Regions from separate parts of the Mus musculus genome. Here regions 1, 2, 3, 5, 6 and 7 are each linked to region 4. Evidence: chromatin loops called from intact Hi-C (ENCODE). Cell type or tissue: heart. All regions are shown on one strand. Region 1 holds the start of Gm15323 (a long non-coding RNA gene). Region 2 has its middle 40 kb from the start of Gm15322. Region 3 has its middle 22 kb from the start of Gm41063. Region 4 holds the start of Gm41062 (predicted gene, 41062). Region 5 has its middle 28 kb from the start of Ankrd55. Region 6 overlaps Map3k1 (mitogen-activated protein kinase kinase kinase 1). Region 7 has its middle 11 kb from the start of Gm33849.

Region 1 (4,000 bases), 99 kb before region 4:
AAAAGTTATGCCACAGACACAGCAAAACCATGTGACTACAAAGGATGAAGGAAACCTCATTAACAGACCAAGGACAGGGGCCTTAGAAGCCAGCCTTGCCCAGTCTTTAATCTGGGATCTCCTGCTTCCAGAATCTGGAGAAAATAAGTCTGCTATTAGCTATCCTGATTATGGTATGGGTCGGGACCGCCTAGTGGATTAACAGAGTACCTCTAAGGTCATGCACAGAGCCCTGTAGGGAAGCTGCAGTTAAGCTGGGTCGTATGGACTAGAACATTTGGGCTCCCACTCGAGTCCAGTTTCCTGAGAGACTCCAGACGTGGCACTTAACCCCTCTGGGGTTTAATTTTCTCATTAAGAACACGTGGGAAATGCTGTATTTAACTTGCAGATTTGCAGAGAGAACAAAAGAGACACCACAGTTTCACCCTTCTCCCTTTCTGAGGATCTCCCAACCCCCCACCCCCCACCCCCAACTCAAAGGTCCTAACAGAATGGAGGGAAGGAAGGCAGTCTATACCTAGGGCCTCAGGTCTTCCTGTTGTATTTTTAAAGAGGAACTATAAGCTAGCAATGTTGTGGTGGTGGTGGTGGTGGTGGTGGCTGTTGCTTGTTTTTGCTTTCTTTGCTTTACCTCAGAGTAAAAGCCTCTGAGGTCACCGATATCCATTTGTGAGTTAACAAAGCAAGGCATGCATTTCCCAGTTGCCGGCAAAACAATCAGTTGTCATAAATTACCACAACCAATTAACTGCCTTCCGGACATTGGGCCTTTGCCACGTGGAATGAGAAACCAATATCCTCAGGATACTCATTTGATAGAAACGATAGAAATGGTAAGGACAGTATTCACACCCTGGATGTTTGGTTGTCATCTCTGAGGTCACTTGTGACCACACCGTGAGCTGCCTGCTTAGGCTGTTTGTGGTAAAGCTAAGCTGGCCAGGCTCTGAGAGCCCTTTCTACTCAGTGAGAGACCAGTTAGGCTCTGAGTTTCGGGAGGATGGAAACGGGAAGAGACAAAGATGCTGCCGTTGGCTGTAGGGCTGTGGTGTGAAGGGGCTTTCTGTAGCAGCTGTTGTTTCTGTTTCCGTGGCAACCAGCAGAGAAATAGCCGCACCCAGTGCAGGTGCACAAGAGTTGAACGCAGGCCGGTTTCCTCCAAACAGCCCTGGCAAGCCAGAGTTGATGACCTCGCGCTCCTCCCAGGATACAAGCTGAAAGTTTCAATGTGTGGACACATGGATGCGTGGAAACTCTGAATTCCAGGGGCTTTGATGACAAGATCTGTGGCAGTGCCCCAGGGGTTGCCGTCCCTGTTGGCTCAGCTAAGCGGAGCCCAGCTTGGACGGACCTCCAGGGTCTGTCGCCTGGCTTGGCTCAACCTTCCTGCCTCTGGTAGCTACATCTCAAAGTCCACTGTTGCTGGGCCAGAACTGAGACTCACAACTCCCTCCTCAGCCTGGATGAGAAGCGGGCTGCCAACAGTGACTATCTCAGGGGTCTTGGTGCTTGTCTTTACCTAGCAACTCTGCTAAGCGTATACACCTAGGCTCTCCCTGGGCAAGAGCCCTGCCTCTGGCAGACACAGGTTCAGAACTCAGTCTCCACCCCCACGACTTTCTTACATGCCTTTTTCTCACTGCTACTGCAACCAAGACATCACAGATGCAGCAAGCCCCACCCCGGGACCTTGCATGCGCCTAGCCTATTTCTCTGCCTGGGTTGTTTTTCCTCTGTGTCTTTTCCTTTTGTTCTTCAGTCTCCTCAGCTGTCGGTCCCATTTGTGAGGATTTTCCTGACTGGATGTGAAAAATGCCATTCCCATTCCCAATCTCCACCATTTTCTAGCACCCTGCTTAATTGTTTCTTCATGTCTTACATGATGATGATACACACACACACACACACACACACACACACACACGGACATACACAATGATATCAAAATATCAGCCTCAGAAGCCAGGGAATTCGGTTTCTTCTTGAAGCCGCAGTGTCTAAAATTTCTTGTCCTATATAACAGTGAGCACTTAGCAGATGTAAGTTGCATACGTGACTGACTCACCAGAATGGGAGAAAAGATGTATGCACATATACTTAAATATGCATTAAGGGTATATTTTCATATATTTGGTCATCTTTACACCTGGCTGTCTCTTTGAGCACTTTTGGTCTGTTTCTGGCAGGAGCCTTTTCTGTGGTGTTTCTAGACAGCCACACCCCTGCAGCACTAGTCCTATCCAGTGGACATGGTAGAACTCTCTTGGGGCATTGACTTGGATACAAGGGTTGGTATGGGGGACTCTGGAGGCTTTTTTTTGAGGGAGCCTGTTATTAACATCTTGCCCTTCCTGAGGGCTGTGTTTATATTTATTGAGTGTGGGTGACAGAGGCAGGGTGTGTGGTAGAAACAGCCGCTCTTGAGATGGGAAACGGACAGGAAGTAATTGGAATCATTATTATCTGTGGGTCTGGTGTTCCTAGCTGCCCACTGAGCGGCAAGAGAGAGGCGCCCTGGGAAGGGAAGCACTTTCAGTCATGACACACTCACGTGGCCTGGCAGCTTCCTGCCAGATGGTAGTTGTCCCCGGTGACACTCTGCATTTTTCTTTAAAACACACTGTAGAGATAAGAGTTGCTTTTGACGAATGTGAGAAAACTATGCATTGGGGGAAACATGGAGAGGCTGCCAGCAGCCAGAAAGCTGCAGTGTGAAATCTCCTTAGAGAACCCCTTGCGAGTCGGCTGGCCACACAGGCCGCATGTGGATCCCTCCCACACCCTCCAGAACACCTGACAGGACCAGGGTCTCTGTGCAATGAGAAGAGACGCTCCCACCCAATTAGAAAGAGACTGCTCAAAGGAAAGAAAAGGTTTGCACAGCTAACACAACACAGGGCGTGCCAAAATCATCCCGCCCTAATTCTCCTGTCAGCAGAGTCACTTTCCTAAAGAGTCAGTGACTCGTGACTCGCTCACTATATGCCACATCCCCCACCCCACCTCACTGTGCACTTCCACCCCACTCAGGACCTCTGCCCACAGAGCTTGTTTTTTTTTTTTTTTTTTTGTATTACTCAGGAAGGGTATTCCCCAAGGATGACATCTCAGAAATCCCATCCAGAGCACAATGACCTGTACTCTGCGATGGCCACAAATGTCATATTGCTGATCTCGCTTCGTACAACACACACGGCAGCTGCTGGCCCTTAAAGGAGGAGTCAGCGGGGGCTCTGAGACCCCCATGTCCGAAGCTGATTTAAGAGCAGGGAAAGAAACGAATTCCATCTGATGTCTTTACCCCAGAGATTGTTCAACATCCTTCCTAGGGCAGGAAGAGCAGGTGACTGGGACATTGGATGCTTGGCAAGCTGGTGGCCTTCCTGCTCTGGCATGCTCTGCTGGGATTTTCATGTACAGAGAATGACCTTTGCAAACACACAACGAGCTTTGCAGAGATGGCCAAACCCTGGCCACCCTCAGCAAGCTCAACTCCGAAAGAGCTCCTTTTGCTTTTTCCGACAGAACTGAACAACCAGGAAGAAAGGCTTAAAAACAAAACAACAACAACACAAAAAACCAAAACAGTCACCAAAGATCTTGGTCCAGTTTTAGAGCTCTCTCCCTGACCCAGAGAAGAAATCGGGAACAAATAGTGAGAGGATATCAGATGGCATGCAGCTTGCATGCCTAATAGGTGTCCTGGTGGAGATGCTGCAGGGCAGGGACCCTCTGGGCTCCCTGGCCTGACACATTACATGAAGACTCAGAGATTTGGAGATGAGAGACGAGAAAGAGCAAGTTGCTTGGGCCATTGTATGCAGTAAAAACTCTCTACCCCTCGAAGTTCTTTTGACCACACCCACTGAACTCTGATGTTCAGAGGTCATCTTCTATCTTGTCTCCCTCTTTGAAGGAAACCTGTGTCTTCAAGCAGCTCTAGGCATAGGTTGTCTCTAATGAATATAGTACAAGGGAAGACTGGGGCTTAGACAGA
Region 2 (4,000 bases), 150 kb before region 4:
TAGGACAACAACAAGTTAAGTCAGTGTCTCCAGGCAAGGTTTGCGATTGTGTTATCTGAGAAACAGAATGCAGAGATCTACTGAAGCAGATATACCATGCAATTTGGCTCTAGAGATTCTGGAAGCTACAGAGTTCCATGGACTACCACACTTAAGCTAGAGAAACAGGACAGCTCGTGGTGTAGTGTCAGTCCAAACCAGAGGAAGGACAGAAGGAAGGAGACAGCAGGTAGGACAGCTCCAACAGAGGAAGTGAATTCTTTCCTTTTTTGCTCTAACTAGCCATCAAGGGCCGTATATACCTATCTACATGCTACGCTTGATAATGTTAGCCTGCAGAGGTGAGAGCATCTTCTCTAGTCCATCTCATAAAACACTTGCCTTCTCTAGACATAGTGAGAAACAACCTTTTGTCAACTCTCTGGGCATCCCTTAACCGAGTCAAGTTCACACATAACAATTCAGTTCAAGCTGAGAAACCATGAGAGTGTCCAGTGAGGAGAATCAGTTCCTAACTTGTTAGCATGGTGAATATGGGGTTTTAAAGCTCAGGGCGTAGTGCCTGAAGAAAAGCCTGCCCTGCTGAGGAGGGGAAGAAGGCTGACGAGCAGCAGGTCGTTGTGAACATAAAGTTTCTGTCCAGTCTGATTGAGTGGGATTAACTCCGCATCTGGGACCTTGCAATCTCCTGTTGCTCTCATTTCCCTACCTCTTTGCTTTACTTCCTCACAGCCTCCTGGAACCCTGAGGAATTTATTAATGAGGTCCAATTATGAGAAACGTCAGGGTTTTAATCAACTTTGGATGTATGGCTGACGGGTCCCGCTCAGCCCCCTCTGAGAGAATGCACATTAAACAGGATTTGCTATGAATTACAGAGTTGATTTCCCTGCTGTTCGGCAATTTCAGTCCTATAGGCCCTTCCCCACCATCCATAGCACCCCCTCTCCCCCTCCTACCTCCTCTTCCTCCCCCACCCCCACTGTCACACAACAGCAGATTTCAGCTGACCCCCCTGTCCCCATTTTGAAACTACAGGATAAGCAGAAAGCTGCAGACTAGCAGCACTGGCTGGCTTCTGTCTCAGACCTCCCGTTCTTCACTTGTGGCTTTCAGCTAGGTGCTATGGAGAGACTTTTCCTGGCCATTTCCACCCTGCTCTCTGGGGTAAATAGCCTGTTTCCTCTTCCGGGCTATTTTTGAAGACAGATTAGAGACTTGACAAAAACACTTGGAATAACTCTTTAAGCAGGTTTTCCAGACACCAGCGGAAAGAAACAAAGACTTGGGTGAGAGAATAAGAGAATAATACTGTTCTGTTTACCATTCCTGATGCTTCAAACCTCACAGAACAAACTGTGGGTCCTTTCCGACCGACCATGGAAAAGGCAAGTTTCCAGGGCGTGGTCTCCTGTGCCTCCCTTTGCTCTGGGAGTTCCAGCCTCCCTTCTGCTGCTATGGGAATGCCACACGTGGTATTCTTTTGGTCATTTCCTCTCCTGGGAGAAGAAGGCCCGGCTCCACCCTGTGTGGTTTCACAAAACGATGCTAGGCTCCTGGGAGCCTGTGGCAGTGAACTGCTAACATCCTCCTAACTCCTGCAGGGGTAAAGAGCCTCTGCTCAGCTGATTAAACATTCTTCAAGGGAAGACTTTTAAAGGGACCATTGCACAGTGTGGCTAGGTTTTCCATAACCAAGCATTCTGTTTTTACACGGTGGGAGGTGCAGTTTTTGCTTTGTATTTAAATGAAATGAAGTAGGTTAGAAGATTGGCTTACAGAGGTGGGAATTTCAGCTGCTAAATAGTGCATTGATTAAAACTAAAAAAAAAAAAACGAGCAAAAATTATGTTAGGCACAAAGGCAACAAACCTCGAAATGTCACCAATTCCTCCTGATTTTCCTGTGTTTTGCTCTTCTCTGCATTTCAGATGATTTATATCTTCCCTGTATGTTTTATGGAAGCACTGTGGCATGGAGCAACATTGTTTATTTCTCCTTAGGGACGTTGCTGTCATGATGGACATTTGATGTTGGCCATGTTGGAAGCTTTCCTGTGTTTGAAACTGACAAATGTTACAAATCAGGGTTTGACCTATTTATTCGTGTATGGCTTGTCTGGAATCTAGATTTAGGAAAATGATGGAGAAAGTGTGGGAAAATCTGAGTTAAAACTTTATGTCTACAGCTGAGCATGGTGTCTCAAGCCTGGAGCGCTAGCACTTGGGATGGTGAGGCAGGAGGATTGCAAATTCCAGACCAGCGTGGGCTGCATAGCAAAAGCTCATCTAATTTATTTTAAAAGTCTGATGACAGGAGACGTTTAGGGGATCAGAAAGGGGATGTTGGTGGCCAAGTGAGGATAGTAGGGGGGTGGGGTGGGATATAATCAAAATGTATTACATGTCTGTGTGACAATAGCAATAAAAGAGGTGTTCCTGGTAACTAGCTTTAATTTGTGCATTTACAGTTGAGTCGCAGCCAAAACTGAGAAAATATCAATTCTGTTCTTGAAAGCTCTTGATTTTTTTCAAGGAAGTCAGTTGTGTCTCCAGCCTGTGCTGATTCGTGTTCTTCTTACCTAGAGAAAATGAGCACCTCAGAGTCCCATCAGAACTCTCCCCGGTGAGCTGGTTGTTAGACAGCTCCCAGACCTCCACCGAAGGGAAAAATGGCCTTTGATGTCATGGGGGAATGTCTTATCTCTTTTTTCTGGTTGTTTCTCTGTAATAGGCTTATGTTCTTAAGTCCTGATAGTCCAAGAGGCTGAAGCCACATGTATTAGGAACTTCAAAGGTCGTGCTGCCCAGTCTCCCTTCACCAGATGGCCTGGAAGAAGGTGCTTTCTCTATTTAGTCCCAGCTGGAAGATGCTATGAAGGACGCTGGTGTGACTTGTGTGACGTGGCCAGGAGAGCAGATTTCTCCCCTAGGCTCAATGACAGCACATAGTAGCTGTGTACACCAGCTATGTGAGTCTTGTTAAGACCATGTCTGCGGGGGGATGGGAGTGGGCCCATGCTGCTAAAAGGAAGAGGTGCTTTGGTAGATGAAGTGAGAGTCTTTTGGCCAAGTGAGTTTAGGCTCATCATTTTATTGTTTGAGTTTCAGTGAACAGAGAAATATTGTAGTCCATCTCATTGGGTTCTTGATTAAGTCAAATAAGGCGCAGGTTTACCTTAGTTGGGGGTTACCATTGTTGTCGTAAAACACCATTACCAAAAGGCAAAGGATAATATATATATTTCAGCTTCCGTTCCCATGATCATCACTGAGATAAGTCAGGGCAGGAACTCAAACAAGCCAGGAACTTAGAAGCAGGAGCTGATGCAGAGGCCATGGGGGGATGCTGCTTACTGGCTTGCTCCTCATGGCTTATTCAGCCTGTTCAAAGGACAAGCTGGTGGGGGACATAGTCTCTCTTCTAAAATGTCTCTGGCTTGTGTCACGTTTACATACACCAGCCAGCACAACGTAGTATTTCACATACAGAAATTCTCCGATTTATTGCTATTATAGCGTTAAGTTCAGGTGACATTTCCTAGACCACAAGTTTTGATAGGGCAAGCGTCTTCCCAATGTTTACACCAGTTTTAGCATCCCATGCAGTTTTTTTTTTTTTAACATAATGGGCAAAATCCCCATTTAACCATTAACATGTTTACTTAAGAGCTCCTATAAACCAACTATTCTCATTCCCCATTAACACAAGAATGGGAATCACATTCTTGGTCTCACATGTTATCAAGAAATTCTGAATATATATATATCCATCCTTGACTAGCAAGTAAGAATGTGTAACTGGGAAACCCTAATGTTTTCCTGTCTACAAACCAAGCAACGATAGATAGTAAGAGTCCTCTGTGATCTTTGATCTAGGACATGCTTGCAAATTTAGTCACCTGCTGGAAACATTTCCCATTGGTTTATTTTTGAGGAGGTTGTTCTTTTACTGCTTGTAGTTTTACTTAAGGGAAAGGTAGCCATTAGTGATTGGCCAT
Region 3 (4,000 bases), 60 kb after region 4:
TGGTTTTAATCAACAAATGTCTTTTTTCTTGCCCAACTTTGTTACAGTTGGAGAAAGCCAATAGAAAACACCCTCCAGATCCCTCAAGCTACAAAACAGACCCCTCAGCACTCAGGCTGGTCTAAAAAAACGGCATTGCTTTGAAATGAAGGTGTGGCCAAAACCATGGGCTATTCCAAAGACTGGTTCACAAAACAAAAACAACAAAAGAAGGAAAGGAAAAAGTCAGAAAATACTCATAATTAGTTCAAAGAAAATGCTTCTTAATTTTTTTATTAGAAAGTGGTATGCTTTTTTCTTTTGAATTTCTCTATAGAATTCATTCCCCTAAGCTTCTAATACCTATACATCCAGGACAAATTTCAAAAGCATTTTAAACAAGAAATTATATGAAAGTGAACAGGTACAAAAATACCTATGGGATTATCTGAAAAAAAAAAACAGTTCAAAAGCTGCATTCTGTTGCACAAGGTGTGCTCGAATATGTGTATGTGTGTGTGTATGTGTGCATGCATGATTGACGTTTAATACATGTATATAGTATGTTTGATCCAGCCCTTCTCCTCCAATTCCTCCTCACCCACTACCATCACTATGTTTCTTTCCAGTTTCACATGCCCACCCTTTCCTCTCTCTCTTTCTCTCTCTCTCTCTCTCTCTCTCTCTCTCTGTCTCTCCCTCTGCCCCCCTCTGTCCCATGAATTCCACTTATGTACAAGAGATGCACAAGGTCAAGTCAGACAAACCCCAGTATGGAGCCAGCAGGGGTGGTGATGCTGTGATGGTGGTGGTGGTGGTCAGGCCGTTCCACCATTATCTGAGGAGCCTCTGGAATGGTGACTGTTTTGAAGTGTCACCAAGTAAGTACACTATGTAGGCAATTCAAGGTTAAAGAGGACCACTGACCGCCCCTGTCCCCTTGAGAGGGTGAGAGGGAACAGTTGCAGAGGAAGAATGTTAAGAATGAGCTCCTATCCTTCTTAACAAACCGAACCATAGATTGCTAAAGTTAGCCAACGGTTTAAAGACCCCCACGGCCTTTGCCTATGACCAGCACTATACACAAAACAGTGAACTTCCTTTCGCCCACACCCTTTCAGCCCTCAGAGCTTCCCGGTGGAGAGGACTGGGGGGGTGAGGTGGGGTGGTAAAGATGGCATCTCTCCAGGTTGAGAGTGACAAGCAAGGTGTGGGGCACTGCTAGTGTGTTCATGCTCTGCTCTGCTAGTCTGTCTGGTCCAGCTCTTCGGCAAAGAGAAGGGCACCAACTGGGACCTTGCAGTCCCTCGACTCAGCACAAAGCTTCTTTAGATTAGTGCCCAAACTAATTTTTATGACATGTCATTCCAGTAAGGGCACTGCTGCCTTTCACAGATGGGCTTCCCCCAGATAGCGACTGTTGGTTGGCTGAGTTGGGATCTGGCTGGATTAGGGAAATTTAAGCTGACAGCTGGTCTTTTTGCATGAGAGCATAAAGCCCCTGTTGTTGGAGGAAGTGATGGGGGCTGGTCAGACCCCATGGCCAAGTAGGAGGGCTTGCTCTTAGCAGTGGCCAACATTTCCCAAGCTAAGATGACTTTTTAAGAAACAAAGATCGTTCAAGTACAGTTTCACTGTACATGGCCAAATGAACTCAGGCCCTGCCAAAGAGGCCAGAGCAGACAAGAAAACAGCCCAGGGGAGCATGGTGTGGGAACACAGGAAGAGCTTAAAGGAGCCCACCCTGAGGTGGAAATCCCAGATGGTCTTCAACAAGGAACTTGGCTTCCCTAGAGCAGTGAGTCACCTCTAAGTCTCCTTGGGAAGGCTGACTCCCCTTATCAGCACAAACTGAGAACAAGGATTTGGAAGGCTTATTGTCTGGAAGAAAGACCTGGATATTTAATAAAAGTGTGTGTGTGTGTGTGTGTGTGTGTGTGTGTGTGTGTGTGTGTGTGTGCCTGTATGTGCGCATGTGCATATGTAAGGCACAAACTGACTGTTTAGTCAATATGCTAAAACCTTAATGTGCCTTAACTCATCCAATTCCACAACACTCTTGGCAAATGACACCATCATTTCCCTGTTTATGGAGAGGGCACTGAGGCTTAGTGAGATCAGCTAACCCGTGAGCCACTCTGAAAGCCTAGCCTGCATGAATATCAGTGTTTTTCAAATTATAGGACATAATCCACTAATTACTGTAAATCCACTTACCAGTCACTGCTAGGCTTAACTAGACTAGAGCAACCAGAGAGTCCCACACAGAGGGTAGATAGGGGCTGCTTTGTTTTGCTTTAAGTTCAGTACTGCACATGTTGTGCACCATGGTTTACAGTGCAAACTGCAGTAGCCTGACATATCTCAAAACTAATTTTCTCTGATTTTAAACTTTGTGTGAAGGAAATTAAGTTGCATGTGTTCTCTGGTATCTGGCTCCTTTTGGTACCAGTGCTAATTTTAGAAAACCAATGTGGTGGTTGGAGTTTATGCTGCACTATGTATGTATGTATGTGTGTGATACACATACCATGTGTCATATGACTTCATACTTCTTAAACAAGTCTCCCATGGATGACTTTGGCCTGTTTTCATTCCTTGAAAAACCACTGTGCACTCTGAGAGCTTTCTAGTATTTGCCTTCTGGCAAACATGCATACGTGCACACATGGGGGTCTACACAGGCATAGAATTGCAGGGTCATTGAGCAAATACGAGTTCACTGTTAGCAGAAATGGTCGCTGATTTTCAAAGTAGTTAAATACTTCAAATACGCTAGTAGTTTAAATGTTTTTTTTTCCTTTCTTTCTATGAAAGATGGGTGAGGAAGTTTAAAATATACTTAGATGAAAACCGCAGGAAGATGCCATCTGCCATGTAGACATCAGAGTTGCTTGTGTACACTAGACACCCTCATCCTCAGCTCTTTCCAGTGCCATCCGCATCAGTGAGCAAGACTGGGTTGATGGTGGGACTGGGTAGAATGGTCATGGCTGACAAGTCTTTAATGGGGTGCGCCTGGTGGGCATGCTGATGGTCCTGCCCTCCATGTCTGAAGTACCCTCCTCTTAACAAACATTATTCATTCCTCCTAACAGTCTTCATTCCCACTTGTCCTTTGTTCCCATTGACTCCTGGGTCCCCCAGTCACTGTCAACTGCCTGTCCTCTGACATCCACCTGGTTGATAAAACACTAAAAACCTAAAGCTATCTCCTTCCAGAGAAGTCTCGGGCAGTAGGACAGTCAACTCACAGCCCCTTAGAAATGACTGACTTTGTCTTGAAGAAAAAGGTAACAATATGCAAGAGAGGCCAGAAGGAGCCTGCAGACACCCAAAACGGGACTGTTTTCAGGAGGGGGAAAAAATAGACAAGCAGAGAAAAATATGTATAATTCACAGTGCCTGTGGGGTGCAGGAGTCCAGATGAGCTCTCTGTACTTTACCTGCAGATGCTCATGAGGCCTCTTGGGTTGTGTACAACAGTCTCTTGTTGGCACAGAACAATCCCATAATGCAAATCAAGCCCTTACTTCCTTATTGACGCTGACTCCCAGAACCAGAACTGTGTAGTAGTTCTAAGTAGCCACACACGCAAAGAATGTCCAGGCAGGTTAGCCTCTCCATATCTCTTGACCCATGGGATGCTGTGGAGCTCGAGAAGGAGGACACACAGGACAAGTGGGTTTGGGGGGTTGTGGCCTTTGATAGATGCTTCAATCCACTCTGTTTCTGCCATCCTCATTTACAGCAAAACCTAGACATTATTCAAGATGGGTAGCCCCCACCACCACACCCCCTACCCCCGTGCTCAAATTCATTGTTCACTTGTGGGGAAAAGCTTAACTTCTTTGTGAGTCTTCTGTATTCAGCTAAACCAAAAGTATTCACGTCCTTTCTTGATGTTACTGGAAATCTGTGTGTTCATACAGGTAAAGCACCATCAGGAATTATGCCTATTACAAAACAAATGTTAGGTATGATCGTATTAGCATTTCCGGTCCTCTGTAAGGGAAGAGAC
Region 4 (4,000 bases):
GCCACTTCTTGTTTCCCTGGAGTACTGCGAGGGAGGCTACAGTGACGGCCATAGTCAGTAAGCAGATGGGGAACCCCCAAACTACATTTCAGAAGAAATGTGAATGTGGTTGCTCTCTATCTTTGTTGGGGACACCAGCCATCCTTACCCCCGATATGTGGGAGATTTCATGGAGGGTTTGGAGAAACCCCAGGTCATGCTGGGGGGGGGGGGTCATAGCAAAGGGGGACGAGGAAGTTCCTGATAAATCGTGGCACCTTGCTTCATGGTGCTTAGTAACTTAGGTCTCAGACCACCACAGAGCAACAGGGGCTTGTCACATAATTTCTTTGTTCCTCTGGGTCAAGAGTCAACTTTGTCCTTGTCTATAGAATAATCAATTGGAGGACCTTGTGCCCTTAGGATAGAATATCTTTCTCTGCGTGCCAAGTAACTGCTCTGCAGGTGGCAAGGGAAAAAATTCCTCCCCAGCTCTGCCCCTGCTGCAAAGGGCAGAGCACTAAGTTTGGAGATAGTGACGATGGGGGTGAATGTGTGTATGTATATGTGTGAGTATCTCTGTGTGTCTACCTGTGTATGTCTATCTGTGTGTATCTGTGTATTTGTGTGTGTATGTATCTATGTGTGTGTTTATCTGTGTATGTATATCTGTGAGGGTATGTCAGTATGTGTATTTCTGTGTTCCCCCCCCTCTCTCTGTGTACATACATGTACACATACACGTACACATACACACAGCCTAGAAGAAGAGCTTTGGTTTCCTTTAGCTGTCTGCCACAGGAGTCAGTAGCCTGCTGGCTACAGAGCCCAGACCAGCAGAACGTGCACTCAAGCTCCGACCTGACCTCCCCACCCCTTTTCGACTTTGTGGGACTTGTGTACAATTTGGAAAGAGATGAAGTGCATCCTAGCTCCTAGCTGACCAGCTCCCTCAGTGGCTTGGAGACCCCATTCCCTCTTGCTCTGCCTTACTGGCCTGCAAGCATAGTTCACAGAGACCCCTGTGGTTTGACCTTTCCAGACCTTTCCCTATTATAGACAGTTCAACCGAGGTTCTCTCAGGCTCCAAACGAAGCATCTCAGACATTGCATAAATAAAAGTACACATCTTGCCATAGAACAGCAGCAGGGACCAGCTGCTGCACCAAAAAAAAAAAAAAAAAAAAAAAAAAAAAAAAAACAGCGCTCCCTGGGGACTCTGGGCATCTCAGAACCCAGGGATAGCTGCTGCCAATTCTTTTAATTGTCTGCATAAATAACACCAGTCTCATGAAGTTAGGGGCCACATTTCAGGACTGGCTCTGTTATTTGTTAATGGGCCACCCTGCCAAAGAGGTTAAGTCTTTGTGCCTGGAACGCAACTCAAAGCTCTAAGGCTTTAGTAGGGCGACAAATGTCTGTGTCTCTTTTTGCTTTTGACCGAAATCCAGCAGGGAGGAGCTACCCAGGGGACTGTCGGAAAGGGCTGTGCCAGTTCGTTCTCATCACAACCTAGAGTACGGTGCATGGGCCAGAGTGCACCGGGCTGCTTAGCCTTAACGCCCATTCCCATTCCGGTTTGCGGGAGTGCAAGATCAGGGCGGGGCTGAGCTCTGCCAGCCAGGCTCAGCCTCAGTCCTGTCTACCCTACCCAGGAGAAACCCCGCCCCCAGCCCCCACCTCAAGGAGCTGCACCGTTGCCCCGGGTCAGTCCATTGCCTGTGTGGTGGCAGCTTCCCAGGAAGGAAGAAGCGTTGTCTGCAGATCGCCTATCGGTCGGCTTTCCTGTGTCGGAGCGGTGGTTTTCCGGGGATGGCTGCCACCCCCGTGATTCCCAGCTGCCTGGTGCGTGATAAATAGGCCATTGTGAGGCTGCTGCGATCTGGCTTTCTTATCAAATGATCCACTAGAAAAAGAAAGCTAGAGCGAGATTCCTCCCCCGCTGCCAGTCATCTCAGCTTCTTCTCTTCACAGCCACAGCCATTTCCAGTTTATGCAGTTTTCCAGGGAATGTTTAGAAAGCAATTTTACTTGTTGAAGAAGGCAGGGAGCTAAGGGGGCGTGCCGCTTACTAAGTGGCTTGCCCGGGTTGTGTGGCTAGTTTCTTTGGCTTTGGGGCACGCATACACACCAATAAACAGCAGCGCTGTATCAAGTCTGCAGACCATCAGATTTACTGAAGTGCAGCAACTTAGGGTGTTGTTGTTGTTTGTATTTTGCATACTCATAGCAGACTTGCTTCTTCTTTTAGGAAACTTGGACCCTGCTCCCACAGAGATCTAGTGCTTTCCATAACATGATGCGCAGCTGTTACCTCTTCTCTACTCTGAACTGCCTGGCTTCCAGATGTGCAGACCAAAGCGAGAGATTTGACATGGACTCGTCCTAGACCAGTGGTTCTCAGCTGTTCTTATGAGCAATCCTTTAACACAGTCCCTCCTGTTGTAGTAACCCTCAACCATAAAATAATTCCCATCGCTACTTCATAGTTGTAATTTTGCTATTGTCATGGAAATTTTCGGAGATAGAGGGTTGCCAAAGGGGTCGTGACCCACAGGCTGAGAATCAGTTCCCTAGGCAAGGGTGAGCATGGGAAATGGGAAAGAACATAGGTTGTGTTGTTTAAATCATCCAATCCTTTCTGTGTCTCCAAAACTTATAGGTTGAGTCAGCCTTACCCCTACGCTGCATAAATGCCGAAATATCTCTGGGGAAATGAATGCGTGACTTGGCATTCCCAGTAAACAAGTCAGGAAAGGTGGGGTGGTTCAAAAGAAACAGTTAAGTTGCTGTTTCTCTAGACATCATTTGCGTAAGAAATACTTGTCTTTGCTTAAAACAAGCAAGCAGAGCCTCCTCGTTTCAACAGAGTTTTCTTTTGCTTGCATGTTCCTTTCCTTATTAATTTATGATTTCAGTTTTCACTTACTCAATAAAGACTGTATATGGCAGACAGGAGAAGTGACGTTGGGGATGCAATAACAAAAGGATAACTTTCTGTCCTGCAGGCAGTTTAGAAACCAGGGGCTATAAACAAATAAAGAGGAACATAGTGAAAACGTAGAACAGAAGAAGACCCACGGGTGTGTCTTACAGCCACAAAACCATTGACAGATTCTGTGTGCTCATCACTTACAATCCCTAGGAACCCAACAGCGTTCTTCATGGATCTCATTCTGTCCTTAATAAATAACAAGATAATTAGGAAGCTTGGGCACCGTATATACAATTTTCTCAGCTGAGACTTGCAATATGATTTCTTTTTTTTCTTCCTTCCTTTCTTTTTTTTTTTTTTTTTTTTGGTTTTTTTGTTTTTTTGTTTGTTTGTTTGTTTTGAGACAGGGTTTCTCTGTATAGCCCTGGCTGTCCTGGAACTCACTTTGTAGACCAGGCTGGCCTCGAACTCAGAAATCTGCTCCCCTCTGCCTCCCAAGTGCTAGGATTAAAGATGTGTGCCACCACGCCCGGCACAATATGATTTCGTGAGTCTACTTAGAGAGTCCATTGTGTAGAACCTGTGAGAAACTTGTTCAAGGTCATGAGGAACCTAGAGGGCAGTGGGCATATGATCCAGTGAGATGCCTTTAAAGTTCATCTTCTCAATACCGCACAGCATCTAACCGCCACTCTTCTGCGTGCTGGTGATCCTTTCAGCACACACTTAGGGAAAGAGTCTGAGATGGCTTGCTTTCCTTCACGGGTTCCATTAGTGCTGTTTGCTTCAACAGCTTACAGAGGCCAGGCACCCCAGATGACTTCTAGAGGCTGCTTACAAACCACTAGTGTTGGTGGAGGGATGGAAAACCTGGTACAGCAACTCAGTTTGCCATGGTTCTCATGAAGGAGACTCTAAGCTGTTCTCAACCTTCTTAGGGCCGCAATATTTTAATGCAGCTCCTCTTGTTGTGGTGATCCACAACCATAAAATTATTTCATTGTTCCTTCAAAACTGTGGCTTTGAGACTCTCATGAATCATAATGTAAATATCAAATATGCAGGATATCTAACATGCAAACCAAG
Region 5 (4,000 bases), 160 kb after region 4:
CCTGTGAAACTGTCTCCCCTAAGCAAAGCTGATTTTATGGGTTTAAATTCTTGCGTTGTACAAACATGAGCAAACATACATTGTTCAATGGTCCCTGATGTGACACAAAGGAGAAAGATAGCCACTCTTTCCTTCTGATGGTGTCCCTCAACTTCACTCCCCCCCCCACACCACACACACACACACACACGCACACGCACACACACACACACACGCACACGCACACACACACACACACGCACACGCACACGCGCACGCGCACGCGCACACGCACACATACACACACTTTGTAGAAACAATAATGCCTCTTTCTAAAGAGGTTTGAGATTTTTCTCAAGGTCTAAGATTAGGATTAGAAAGGGAAGGAGGTCACGTGGCTTTGTGGGCCATTTAGCACCATCGCCTAACCATTAAAAATTCTACAGGAAATTTTGACTTAATGTCTTCTTTGCCCTTGACAGGAAAATCACTTTGGGGGATTCTTGACTATAGTTTCTAGACCGATTTATCCTGGAAGATCCTTTTGATTCTCAGAGATTACCCCTCCTCTTTCACAGATGCCTTCTGGGCTGAGCAGCTAATGTATGTCGTCATCGATGTGCACGCAGATGTTTCGCAACCAGCTTTCAAACACTGCGGTTTATATCTAGAATCTAGAAAGCCGCCCCCCACCTCCTCCCAAAGACCTGTGTACTAAAGACTTAGTCAACTTGGCATTACTGGGAGATGACAAACGTTTTAAGAGGCCTAGTAGGAGGTTGTGTAGTCCTTGGGGCCCTCCTCTCTGCCTCTTCCTTTTCTACCACATTCTGACCACATGGTCAACAGTTGCTTTACCACGGCACCGTGATATGATTCTACCTTGCCTTGTTACACAAGTTCACATGCAATAGGACCAAGTAGTACCTCCAACCCCATGGCCAAAGCAAACCTTTCCTCTTTGTAAATTTGAACGTCTTTGGGTATTTTGTTGTAGTGACAGAAAGCTGGTTAACACAGGAGGAAGGTCCTGGCTTTCCACACTTGCACATTTTTATGGCCCTAACAATCCTAACAATGGATCCTGTCCATCTATCTATCCCCGTGATATCCCTTAGGTAGGCTGCAGAAAGAGATATATAGAGTTGGTTATCACAAGCTTATTCTGACCTGGATGCTTATAAACACTTATGAGCCAATTACACCCACCAATATCACTTAAGCAATGTGTTCAGGGTACCATGGAGATAAGGATTTAGGAAGCTAGGCTGGAGTCCTCCGTTCCAGGTGTTTGCACGCTTAAGCCAAGGAGATGATTTTTCTGTGTCCATGACTGCTCAGTGTCCTTGAGAGCCCTGTATCCACAATCTACAGAGGTACATGGGATAGGACGAGAACAAGTGGACAAAACTCAAAACTCTCAGTGTTTTAAAGTTGAAACCAATCTCCTCGCCAAGGCCCATGAGATCAGACACTTCTTTCTTCCCAGGCATCGGCTCTACCTGGTCAGAAATGTAAACTCCAAGAGAATTTAAACTGGCTTTCTGACTGTAGAGGGTTTGCAAGTTTGAGAAATTAAAGACAGAGCTAGCTATAGGCAAAGCCTGGATGCTCTCTGAGATGAAGCACCTCTGACCCCAACTGGCTGCTGCAGTGCACTGCATCTCTAGATGGCCAAGTCTCAGTGTGTAACCTGAAGGGCTGGATCTAGCCTGTGCACACCTTGACTTGGTTTTGTTATTGTTGATGATGATGTTATTGCTGCTGTTACTGTTGTTGCTGTTGTTGTTGTTGCTGTTGTTGCTGCTGCTGCTGTTATTGTTGCTGCTATTGTTGTACTTCTCAGGGTGGCAAACAATTCTGCTGCACTATACAGAAATGATCCAAGAGAAAGTGTGCTTGGTTTTCCATTTCTCACTCTCTGGTCCTTTTGCTGCCAAAACCCTAGATCCTCCTTCTCTGTTTAAGTCCTTCCTGAAGATTTCAGTGCTGGACATGAAATTTTGCCCACCAAGTTATTGGTCAGAGGGGCCCTGGAGGGATCCAGAACTATGTAGGCTGTTGTTTGATCTTGGTTGCCAACATAACTAAGTGGGGTTCAGGGGGAAGTTCTTTTGCTGAATACACCATACACTTTAGTTGAAAGACATCAAGAATTCAATCTCAAACTTATCAGGAAGTTCTCTTCCTGCTGGCTAGTTTTCATGGTGCTGGAGGGTGTTGGGAAGTTGGCTCAGGAAGAGAAAACAGTGGTCTTACCCACATGCTATGTGGTGTTACCCACATAACAACCTGCCAGCGCATTGTGCCCACTGATACATAATAGTTGTAGTGGTAACCAATCATGTTCTGATTGGATTTGAGACCTATTTCACTGGAGGGACTTCATATCTGGCACTGTAAACTGAGTTAAAAACTATGACTAGAGAGATCTAGATAGTTCCAGTTTTAGACGAGGGACTTAATGGTGTTTCCTGAAATGGTAATGTGTCAAGCTGCCTTCTCACTATTTATATTTACACTCATAGATTGTGCTGCTCTCAAGCTAGGTCAGAGAAGTTTCTTTTTGCCCTGATGCAAAGACTCAGATCTTGTAGAAGTGCTGTGAACAAGTGAGTGTGAGAATTCAGCAGTAGATGGTTCTTCTATATCACCTCTACTCACTCTCATCCAAGGCTCAAGGAAGACATGACAGACGAAGGTACGGGAAGAATGTAAGAGCTGTAGAATAAGGAGGGGCACTACGTTCCGTGAAGTGCTGCGTTCCTAACATAACAGAGTTGTTGCACACCTATTAACTCACAGCATCTCTGGCTGGCTACACAAGACCTGTATAAGATCAAGCCAGTCAAAGTCCCAGCATGGATGGAGAGGGGGTTACATGATGGAACTAACATTCCATTTCTAACATCGAAGCCACTGACAGATGATGGCTGTTGAGAGACAGAGTCACATTTGTGGGGGAAATGTAGCCAATAATAGATTGCCTGTGTCCTACTTTATGTCCCCATGCTTAGGCACTAATTGACGCTAGGGAGTTAGTTACTAGTAACATTAGTATTTATAATTAAAGAAGGCATGAAATTGGGAGGAGGGTGGGCTGGTGGCGTTCTGAGGTAGTTTGAGAGAAGTATTGAAGAGTGGATATGATTACAGTACATTGAATACATATATACGTTTTTCAAAGATTTAATACTATATCTCCTTCCACCACCTATTCTGTGACATCGTCACCCAAGGCACATACTTTCTTCTGATGTCCATGGTGAAGCTAAACCACTAAACAGCAACCAAGCAGGCCTGGGTCAGGCACTGACTCTCCAAAGGGGGCTAAAGCTTTCAGTGAAGTCTGAGGCCACAGAGCGCCGTATGGAGTTAGGATGCTCCATCTATGGGTGTGCTCAGCATCCGACCCATCCATCCAGTCTGGTGTTTCTATGACATCTCTCGCCCTGGTGCTCATGGTGCTGGTTCATCTCAGCTCTCCTCCCTCTGCCTCTCCTAAGTGCTGGGATCCCAGGCCGCCAACCTCACATTTCCCAGTAAGGCCTGACTGACTCCTCTTTGCTTCTTTAGGTGTCAGCTTTCAGCCACAAAACCCAGTCTCTCTTCTTAAGAACTTCTTAAGAACTCTTCTTACGCTTTCTGCTCCTGTTTCTCTGCTCAAACAAAGTGTGGGATTAGGCTCTTCGATGTGGTGAAAGATGCATTGCTCTCTTAGAGGAGTGACATTTAACCCCCAGGATCCCCAGTGCACGCACAAAAGGCCCGAGAAACTCACCTAGTCTCCAGGGAGCACAGGTGCCCTCGTCTGCATTTGAAGTAGAGAATAACATTGCAAACACATCCACCTTTGGCAGAAAAACAGAAAGCAGTTGTGAATCCTTTTGAGAGTAGAGAAAACTGAAGGAAACAAAAGGGGAAGAAACAGAATTCTGACTCTGCTGGCATCAGGGGTGGTTATTTTTATGTTTAACTTGATTGGATCAAGAGAAACCTAGGTGGGTAGAGAGGCACACCC
Region 6 (4,000 bases), 300 kb before region 4:
GCATTAAAAGACAGAACCAACCAGCCGGGCAGGGGTGCTGCAGGCCTGTAACACAGCTCCTCAGGTTGTGGGACCCCAGCCATAAACTTGTATTTTGCTGTTACTTCACACCTGTAATCTTGCTACTGTTATGAACTGTAAATATCTGATATACAGATGGTATTAGTTGACCCCTGTAAAAGGATCTCTAGAGGGTTTCAGGCACCTCAGGGTGGCCTTGAACTTCTGGTCCTTAGGCCTCCACCTCCTGAACAGCCAGGGTGCAGGCTAGGCCCCTAGGTGTCCAGGTGTGGTGCTAGGGATGGAACCAGAGCTTCAGGAAGACTAGAACAGTACCAACTGAACTACATCCCCAGCCCTGGATACGAGGTTTCTGCTAACTCACTTGCATGGATTAAGATCTGGGACATCTAGCATTTTTGGGGGGACAGGGGGACCCATCAACATGTATACAGTATTATACTGTACAATAAAATGCCAGATGCATTTCTTACCAAGTTGCTGGATTCAGAGAGAAGCTGACTTCAGATGCTAATGACTTTGTATCAACAAAACTTGGCCCAGGAAGGAGGTAGAATAGAAAGTAACAAGTTCTTCAGCTTAGCCTTTTCTCTCCGACGCCAAATCTTTTGGGCCTATGCCCACGAGGGGAGGTTCTCTTCCCAGGTCTTTGGCGCTGTTGTCAGAGGTCTCCTAGCAAACCCTCTCGGGATGGAGGAGGAGTGGCTCACTCTCCACTTTGGAGACTGCAGGAGAGGCCCAAGTGTGCGCTGTGCAGATTGACAGTCCAGCTGCCTCATCCCCTAGCGACAGAACCTACAGCCAGTCATCACAGTCTGACACAAAGGTTCAGAATGGTGCCTCGGGAATCAATCTGTAACAAATGTTCTGCCCTTCACCCAGCCTGGTCTGGAAATCACGTGCTGGGAACGTACAGTGAGGCCCCAGCCACCTATCTCTATATCTGATGGCAACATTGCAACACTGAGGGGCGGGCTTGCAGAAGCAGGAAGTCTCAAGTGTTCTTCACCACCAATCTGAGACAAACAGCAATTCCTGCTAAGGTCCCACTGCTCAGCAGTGGGTTATGAGCAGCCTCAATGTCTCTGTGTGTGTGTGTGTGTGTGTGTGTGTGTGTACACAGGATCTCTCACTATGTCCCTCAGGCTAGCCTGGAACACTCTCTCCCCTTCAGCCTCCTGAGCACTGAGATTACAGGTGTATGTGGCCATGTGTTACCTTCCACTGCTTCTCTTTATAGTACTTTAAGCTTCTCTTCACGGGTGATAAACAGTTTGAAACCGCAAGAGTTTATTAAAAAACAAACAAACAAACAAACTTTCAATAAATTTAGCCACAAAAAATAACTTTCAAAATTAAATTTCAGAAAGGAACAAGAATTTGAAGGACGACCTGGGGTCAGGAAAACAAACACTAAACTTCACAGAGCTGAGAGCGCTGGTCAGCTACAGTGCCTGCAGCGCACCAGGAAGTGGGTCAGGACTCTCAGAGGAGGAGGAGTCTTGCCTGAGCTGGGCGGGGACAGTCTGAGTCTGAAAGCTGTGGCTCAGAGTGGCCTCAGGGGCTCCCTGCCACTCCTTCCTGGGTCTGTTGCACGTGAGCAGCACAGAGCAGGGGTTTCCAGGACCTCAGCCTGCCACCAGACTAACAGCTATTTCACCCCACATTGCAGAATCGAAAAGCTACACTTTTCCATTCCCCCCCCCCGCCCCGTGGAAAAAAAACTTACAAAATAGTAAGGAGAAATGAATTTCTAACAAGATGATCACTATGTGCACAGATGGCCTTTGCTAAAAACAAGAGCGGCTAAGTACAAGCCTTTGCAGTTATGGGCAGTGGCTGGCATCAAAGTTAATGAGAGACGTTTAAAAGGGATCTTGTCTCACGATCACCCACTCCATTTTGGAGCTCAGAGATATGAAGCGGAGACTCCAGAGTGGTATTCATTCCCAGGGGCCTGATGGCAATAGGTGGCTGGCAGGTCTGGCTCCCAGCTCAGAAACTCCTCCTTTGAGCCTGCTGACCCACTTCCTGGTGCAGCGTGGTTACCCGTCCAGCTACAAAGGCTTTTTATTTAGTTCTAAGCACTGAGACCTAAGGATCGGTCCGTGGAACAAAACCCAGGTGGAGATCTCTGTCTAGCTCTCCAGCTGGCCAGAGCCAGGGACCTTATCCTAGGTGTCTGAGCCTCATCTGCACCCTCTCTCCATTCAGGTGGGGCTGCCTGAGCTACCCAGGACAGATTTCTAATCACGCTGACATTGACTTCTGGGCCTCTGTACTTTCCACCCTCTTAGCCAATGGATTCTCTTGAGAGCCTCTTGTGAGTGTCCCACTCTTAAGAATGCTTCAGGGCTTAGTGGCATGTCCCCGAGCCAGGCAGATATTCGCAGCACACTCTCAGGGACACACTATAGGACAGCTGACACTCAAGGTTACTGAAGGGATGGTGTCCCGTACTCAAGAGTGGTGACTCACACGGGTCACTCATGCTATCACACTCACTACACTGCCCTTCCTTCTGTTCCTCTAAGACCGCTGCCCCAGGCTCATGGAGAGGGGCTGTGGGGGCCTGGCAGCTGACACAAGCCTGCCACAGACGTGCTCATGCCCAGCCAGGCTCTCTGCTTGAAGCATTTGAACCTCTTGGTCTGACCCGTGATGGCCTTGGATTAGTCTCAAGGGCAGTCTCGGCTTGGTACCAACATTTTCCCCTGCCAGCGCACGTCTGAAACGTTAACACCGGTGAGTTAGAACACTTGATTCATTTTACAGCGTGTGCTTCAGACACCGCTCTGTCTGTTGGTGCTGCTGCGCTGAAAGGCATGAGCACACACTCAGCGAGCACACACTCAGCGAGCACACACTCAGCGAGCGACAAAGAGAAGACGAAGACGCTTTAAGAGCAGTGACTATAGAGAACTTCTAAACCAAGGAGTTGGGCAGTGTTTACAGCTCAGGGCTGACTTCCACAAATAGACACATGTATTTTTAGTAGAATACCAATAATTCTTTATTTCAAAGAATAAAAACATACAAAAAATAGTTCACTGAGGAGTCAGAGTGAGCCCTTCAGACAGGAGCGTTAAACAGTGGCCATGGAAGGGTTCAGGTGTTCTGTTTCTGTGTCTATGGGGGAGGTGGCATTTGGGGATGACAGGAGGCTGCATCCCAGAGCATCTAAACTGCATTAGGGAGACTGCACTTCATGTTAAGGATGGAGAAAAGTCTGAGAGGGCAAGGACCCTTGGGGGAGAAGGGCAGGCCAGCTCAGGGTGAGTGAGGCTGACAGGGTGGAAGAGAGAGAGCAGAGCCCATAGGGAGATGGTGCCAGCATATATACCCAGGAAGGCATCCTGAAGGCCATGGAGGCTCTCCTGTGAGGGCAGAGCACAAGGAGTAATGACAGCCACCTTCTGCCCTGCCTGGGAGACCTCCTCAGGTGACAGCTGGATATAGAGAGCCATCACTGGAGGAGGGCACTCTCACGGCTGAGTCAGCAGAGACTCTTGTTTCTGGGCGCCCATTGGCTTTCTTTTTCTCCAGCACAGAGCTTGAAATGTGGTGAATTGGGGATGTAGGATTCTCACCCCCGCCTCAAGAACGAAAAGATCAAGCTAAAGACATGCAAGTTCAAGTGGGAAATTTTCTTTTACCCACCAGCTTGACAAAAATGGAAGATGAAACACAACTGTGGCAATATACCATGTTAGTAAGGCTGGCAAAATGGTCACTGTCCCCTACTATGGCATGGATGTAAACTGACACGAGGTTTCACAGGACAATCTGGCTGTGTTATTATATTTTAAAATACACATTCCCTTTCATACAACAATTTATGCCAGCATATTTATTTTACGAAGCCAAGAGCATAAGTGTATGTATATATATGTATATATGTGTATGTATGTATATACACATATAGGTGTCTATCTTTAGATATTTATATTGTTTTGAATTGTCAAATTAAGCTTTAGTG
Region 7 (4,000 bases), 96 kb after region 4:
AAATGAGAATAATTTGAGAACAGCTTTGTGAAATGCACGGGCCCCGACCTCAGCCAGTCTTTATGGGCTGAATTGTCTTCCTCGGATTCCCATGTTAAGGCCGTAATCCCTGGTGAGAAGGCTGTGGAGAGCTTTAAGGAGCAGTGGGTGTTACAGATGTCGGCAGGAATGTGGTTCTAATCCAGAAGCTCTGGAGAAAGGGAAGAGGAGAAAAGTGAGGAGAAGGACGAGGAGAGAGAAGAAAAGATCAGACTCTGCAGGCATATACCGAGAAAAGGCCATGAGGCATCGAACTGGTGCCAATCCATGAAGAGAAGTGTCAGAAAAAACTGACCTTGGCCTCCGGACTCCAGAACAGTGAAAACCTACTTTCTGTTGTGTTAGTTGACCGTGGTCCCAAACAGTCTCACAGGAAGATCCAGCTTAAGCTGGATCACTTCCAAAGTGTGGTCTTGAATGCCCAAGTAGGGGTGTATGTGTGTGTGTGTATATACAAGCACATGTATGCATGATACACATGTCTGTGAAGCACACATTGAGGGAAGAGATTATATTCTGCTCTAAAGCACACTCCTACATTTATTGCTCATTCATAGACAGTAGGTTTTCAGTAGCTTGATGGCCTTGGTTTAGTCAGTTGTGAAAGGACAGGTTCCGGCCCAAGACAAAGTTCTCAGCGCGAAGAAGCTGTATTTACTGAAAAGGAACAAAGGTCAGAGAATCAGAGACAAAGACAGGAGATAGAGGATGAGAGAGAAGGGGAAAGGACCAAGGGGGTGGGGGAGGGATATTTGTCCCCAAAGGACAAAGGACTTTCTCTGGATAGAGAGGAGACAGATCTGGCCCGTAGGCATATGGCGGCATAGGATGATGTGTTTAATTTTGATTGGACATGTTAATCACAGCAACCAAAAAGAGGCTTTTGAATGCCAGACTTCAGTACTATGCTAGCTGGACATTGGTAGTCAGCCTCAGGAGGAGACAGTGCCCAAATGAGGAAAGTGACTTTGGTGGCTAGCTTTAGGAATGTAATCTAAGAGATTTTAGCAAGGAAAAGGAGATGGGGAGGGGGAAGTGCAAGGCCACGTTTGTGATGCGTGGGTCCGCTAGAGCCCCTTTAGGCTCAAAAGATGAACAGAGCAGATTCTTGAATATAACGTTTCCTGGCCCAGAGTCTGGTGATGCCTGCAGCCTTTATAGGAAGATTCTCCATGATTTTGGGTAACTTGGGCTAAAACGTAAGACATACTATGAATTGCTCTCACATAAAGGGTAACGACAGAATCATTCATTTGGTTGAAACAGACGTGATTAGTGCTTGGAGCAGTTGGAAGGGGAACTCTTTCCTGTTTCTCTTTTATTTTAAAATATATTATACGCTGTTCATTTACTGGGAACTAATCTTCTAGCATATTTAAAGACTCCCTAACCACTGGAGGAGGGTACTACGCTGCCTTCTAACCTCAAGACACTGAACACATTCTTCTAACTCTGTGTATCAGGTTCCCAATCTGTAAAATGGGCCTGGTCATGGTACTCAAGTCTGAGATTGCTGTGGTGGTTAAATCAAACATTACACCCAAAATCCATAAATCAATGTCAGGCAGAGATTAGAAGCTTAATCGTTGACAGGTATGTGGGCACTGTATCAATACTGTTATTTTAGTGGTCATTTTATGGATCTAAACGCTAAATTTAAACTTACTCAAAGACATTGCCTAAAGTCACTCGGCTCACCAGTGTTACATTCAGGATTCAACTCCAGATCCATCCACCTGACACCAAAAGTCTAAGATTAGAATCATCCAACAGGTCCTCCGCTTTTCCAGCCAAAGAGATCCGACCCGCACACTCCTACAAACAGCTGGAAAGCATTCAGCGAGAAGAATTCTTAAGTTACTCTAAGGAGACTTGTTCCTTCCAGGCTGACATCTCTGCCCGACCTGAGCCATCAAACCCTTTCTTTGCCTTTCGCAGAGGCTCCTTTTTCTTCCTCCGTACTGATTCTGGGAAGGAAGAGCCGGCAACGAGATGAAAAGGGCAAATAAACACGTCCTGTGAGGATCCTATGAAAGGGGATTTTTGTTTTCCACTAGATACTGATAAAAAGATCAGACAGTCGTTTTGATGTTCCTCTCCCATAGTTAGGACTAGATTAAAGTGCGTGCATGACTCATGGAAATGACCCAGGCAGGAAAAAGGAGTCGCCTTGCTTTTTTGGATCTCTGGCCACGGTTTTTCCCCCGTGGGACCAAAACCAGCAGGGGTGGGCGGGTCCTGCGCCACCTGCTGTCAGCGGGCTGCGGAAACAAAGCTGGCTTAGGAATTTTCAGAACTTGGGGGAGTCTGGGAGAATGAGATTCGTTGGCCCCTCCTAGGGCTGCCATGTACCCCTTCTAAAAGAATTTTCTGCAATCAGTTTGTAAGCTTCTCGTCTACATTTTATCAGTTTTAACTTCCAAGTCTACCTTCACAGCAGGCTAGTCAATCCAGAAGGATGGACACACGCTTCAAAGATGCCCGCTATGATCCTGCCTCCTAGTTCAAGCCAGCTAGCAGGTTTGGGTTTGTATGTCCAACAGCTAAATCTCTGTTCCTTTATTGTTGTTACTGCTCTGTTGGAATCTGTCTAGTTTGTTTGGTTTTGTTGCTGTTTATTCAAAGACTGAAGGGTGGGGGGATCATCAGATTTCTCAGTCTGTGTTGCCCTGAGCCTCTGCCTGCAGAGACTTCCCCTCAGTCAGGAGTCATTCATTGGATGGCCTGAAAAGCCCAGGCTTGAACTCTGCTTACTCCCAGTGGATCTATTTCTGAATGTCCTTTCCTTGTTCACTCTGTTTTTCCCACTGTGGATTTGACATCTTGGAGGATCAGGTCGATCTGGAGTGCACCAGGCTGCCAGGCCAACTGGAGACCGTGCATAAGCTCAGGGGGCAGCCCCGACTCGGTTTGGACCATTTGAAGCCAGAAGCAGAAAATATCTGAGAATTCTGGATCTTTGAGAATCTTTGAGAGAAACCAAAAATAGTAGATCTCCTTCTTTGGTAGCGAAATGATTCGGTATTCAAAAGTTTGGACTAATTTGAATTTTCAAAGCAGTCAGTATAGACCTAAAGGAAACCCACGTGGGGTAGCATGCAGCTTGCCTGCTGCTAACGTGACCTTTCGGGTAAATTATACATCAGAGCCTAGTTCTTCCTACTTATTTCCTCTTCTCGTTGAACAGACAGCTGGATGCTATTTCTCAGGCTAACTTGCAGTTAGACTACAGAGAGAAGCCATAGACTCCATAGCCAGGCTCCTCCTCCATTTCCCCCACATACCTCTTCTCTGCCAGCCCAGGGATCAGACGCTGTAAGGATTTGGAGGAGAATCCCCCCCAGCTCACACCCACAGAGCCTCCAATTGTGCTCCAGTGAGAGACAGAAATCCTCTGGGATTTGGGGACCATTTATTTACAGCTATTAGCTGAACTGGATTCATGTAACATGTTGGGAACTTCCTTCTCCTTGTATATAAATAATGCTTTTAAGTCCATTTGATCTTTTAGTAGCGAAACTTCAAAAATAAGGAAAAAGCATGTTTTCCTCAGGCTGATAAGGTTAAGGAGGAGATAATGGTGATCTCTTCATATCCAAATTGTTTTCAATAAGCAATTTTACTGCTAAAGAAGACAGTTGTTGCATGGTATAAAAGCACTCTGGCCACCAAGACAGGACAAGTTAAAGATGTCTGGGCACGAGTCACACATTTGGCTGCGTCTCCAACAGCAGTCTTTCCTGTTGGGGTTTGACCCAAAGTCCTCTCACTTCTTCGTAGCTCGAATGCCCGGGTGCGGAGTAGAAGTTATACTGCTCCCTTGACCTCTTCTGAAATCTGTCTCTCTAACTTCTAGGTTCTTTAAAACTCCCTTCTACAGCATTTATTCCCACAGTGGAACACGGCGTTAGAACATTTTAAACATTCCATCTAAAATAATTTTCCCTCTTGGAAATGTGAA

Evidence for each region. A loop is a pair of places that touch in the nucleus more often than their neighbours do. Peaks named below come from ENCODE experiments on the same cell type or tissue, not always from the same donor. Only the 100,000 strongest peaks of a DNase experiment are listed, where the experiment ranks them.
Region 1: it touches region 4 in a loop (1.8-fold over the local background); 2 of 42 quality-filtered maps call a loop at or near these places.
Region 2: it touches region 4 in a loop (2.2-fold over the local background); 2 of 42 quality-filtered maps call a loop at or near these places.
Region 3: it touches region 4 in a loop (1.8-fold over the local background); 5 of 42 quality-filtered maps call a loop at or near these places.
Region 5: it touches region 4 in a loop (3.0-fold over the local background); 5 of 42 quality-filtered maps call a loop at or near these places.
Region 6: a loop joins it to region 4, with 2.4 times the contacts of the local background. A loop is called at or near these places in 4 of 42 quality-filtered maps.
Region 7: it touches region 4 in a loop (2.3-fold over the local background); 5 of 42 quality-filtered maps call a loop at or near these places.

The regions. Positions count from the first base shown.
Region 1 is chr13:112,000,258-112,004,257 of GRCm38, forward strand. All of the region lies in intron 1 of Gm15322 (a long non-coding RNA gene), which reads left to right. It overlaps Gm15323 (a long non-coding RNA gene), which reads left to right and starts at 752. Exons shown (of 3, transcript XR_382920.1): 1 at 752-836. In heart, a CTCF peak has its summit at 2,481; DNase peaks (open chromatin) are centred at 1,134, 2,734, 2,854 and 3,364; H3K27ac peaks cover 1,929 bases.
Region 2 is chr13:111,953,228-111,957,227 of GRCm38, forward strand. No RefSeq gene overlaps it. Among named protein-coding and RNA genes, the nearest start is that of Gm15322, 40 kb to the right of the region's middle. RefSeq lists an enhancer at 1-2,344. In heart, a CTCF peak has its summit at 1,593; DNase peaks (open chromatin) are centred at 1,114 and 1,504; H3K4me3 peaks cover 253 bases; H3K27ac peaks cover 1,744 bases.
Region 3 is chr13:112,158,790-112,162,789 of GRCm38, forward strand. No RefSeq gene overlaps it. Among named protein-coding and RNA genes, the nearest start is that of Gm41063, 22 kb to the right of the region's middle. In heart, no CTCF peak of the experiment used is centred here; a DNase peak (open chromatin) is centred at 1,702; H3K27ac peaks cover 1,916 bases.
Region 4 is chr13:112,099,237-112,103,236 of GRCm38, forward strand. It overlaps Gm41062 (predicted gene, 41062), which reads left to right and starts at 1,686. Exons shown (of 2, transcript NR_168715.1): 1 at 1,686-1,824; 2 at 2,231-2,463. In heart, no CTCF peak of the experiment used is centred here; a DNase peak (open chromatin) is centred at 1,525; H3K4me3 peaks cover 1,209 bases; H3K27ac peaks cover 1,556 bases.
Region 5 is chr13:112,257,985-112,261,984 of GRCm38, forward strand. No RefSeq gene overlaps it. Among named protein-coding and RNA genes, the nearest start is that of Ankrd55, 28 kb to the right of the region's middle. In heart, a CTCF peak has its summit at 1,635; a DNase peak (open chromatin) is centred at 1,607.
Region 6 is chr13:111,795,664-111,799,663 of GRCm38, forward strand. All of the region lies in intron 1 of Map3k1 (mitogen-activated protein kinase kinase kinase 1), which reads right to left. Among named protein-coding and RNA genes, the nearest start is that of Map3k1, 11 kb to the right of the region's middle. In heart, no CTCF peak of the experiment used is centred here; DNase peaks (open chromatin) are centred at 688, 978, 1,538, 2,630 and 1 weaker place; H3K4me3 peaks cover 1,902 bases; H3K27ac peaks cover 2,716 bases.
Region 7 is chr13:112,194,773-112,198,772 of GRCm38, forward strand. No RefSeq gene overlaps it. Among named protein-coding and RNA genes, the nearest start is that of Gm33849, 11 kb to the left of the region's middle. In heart, a CTCF peak has its summit at 2,293 (motif pointing left); a DNase peak (open chromatin) is centred at 2,289; H3K4me3 peaks cover 625 bases; H3K27ac peaks cover 731 bases.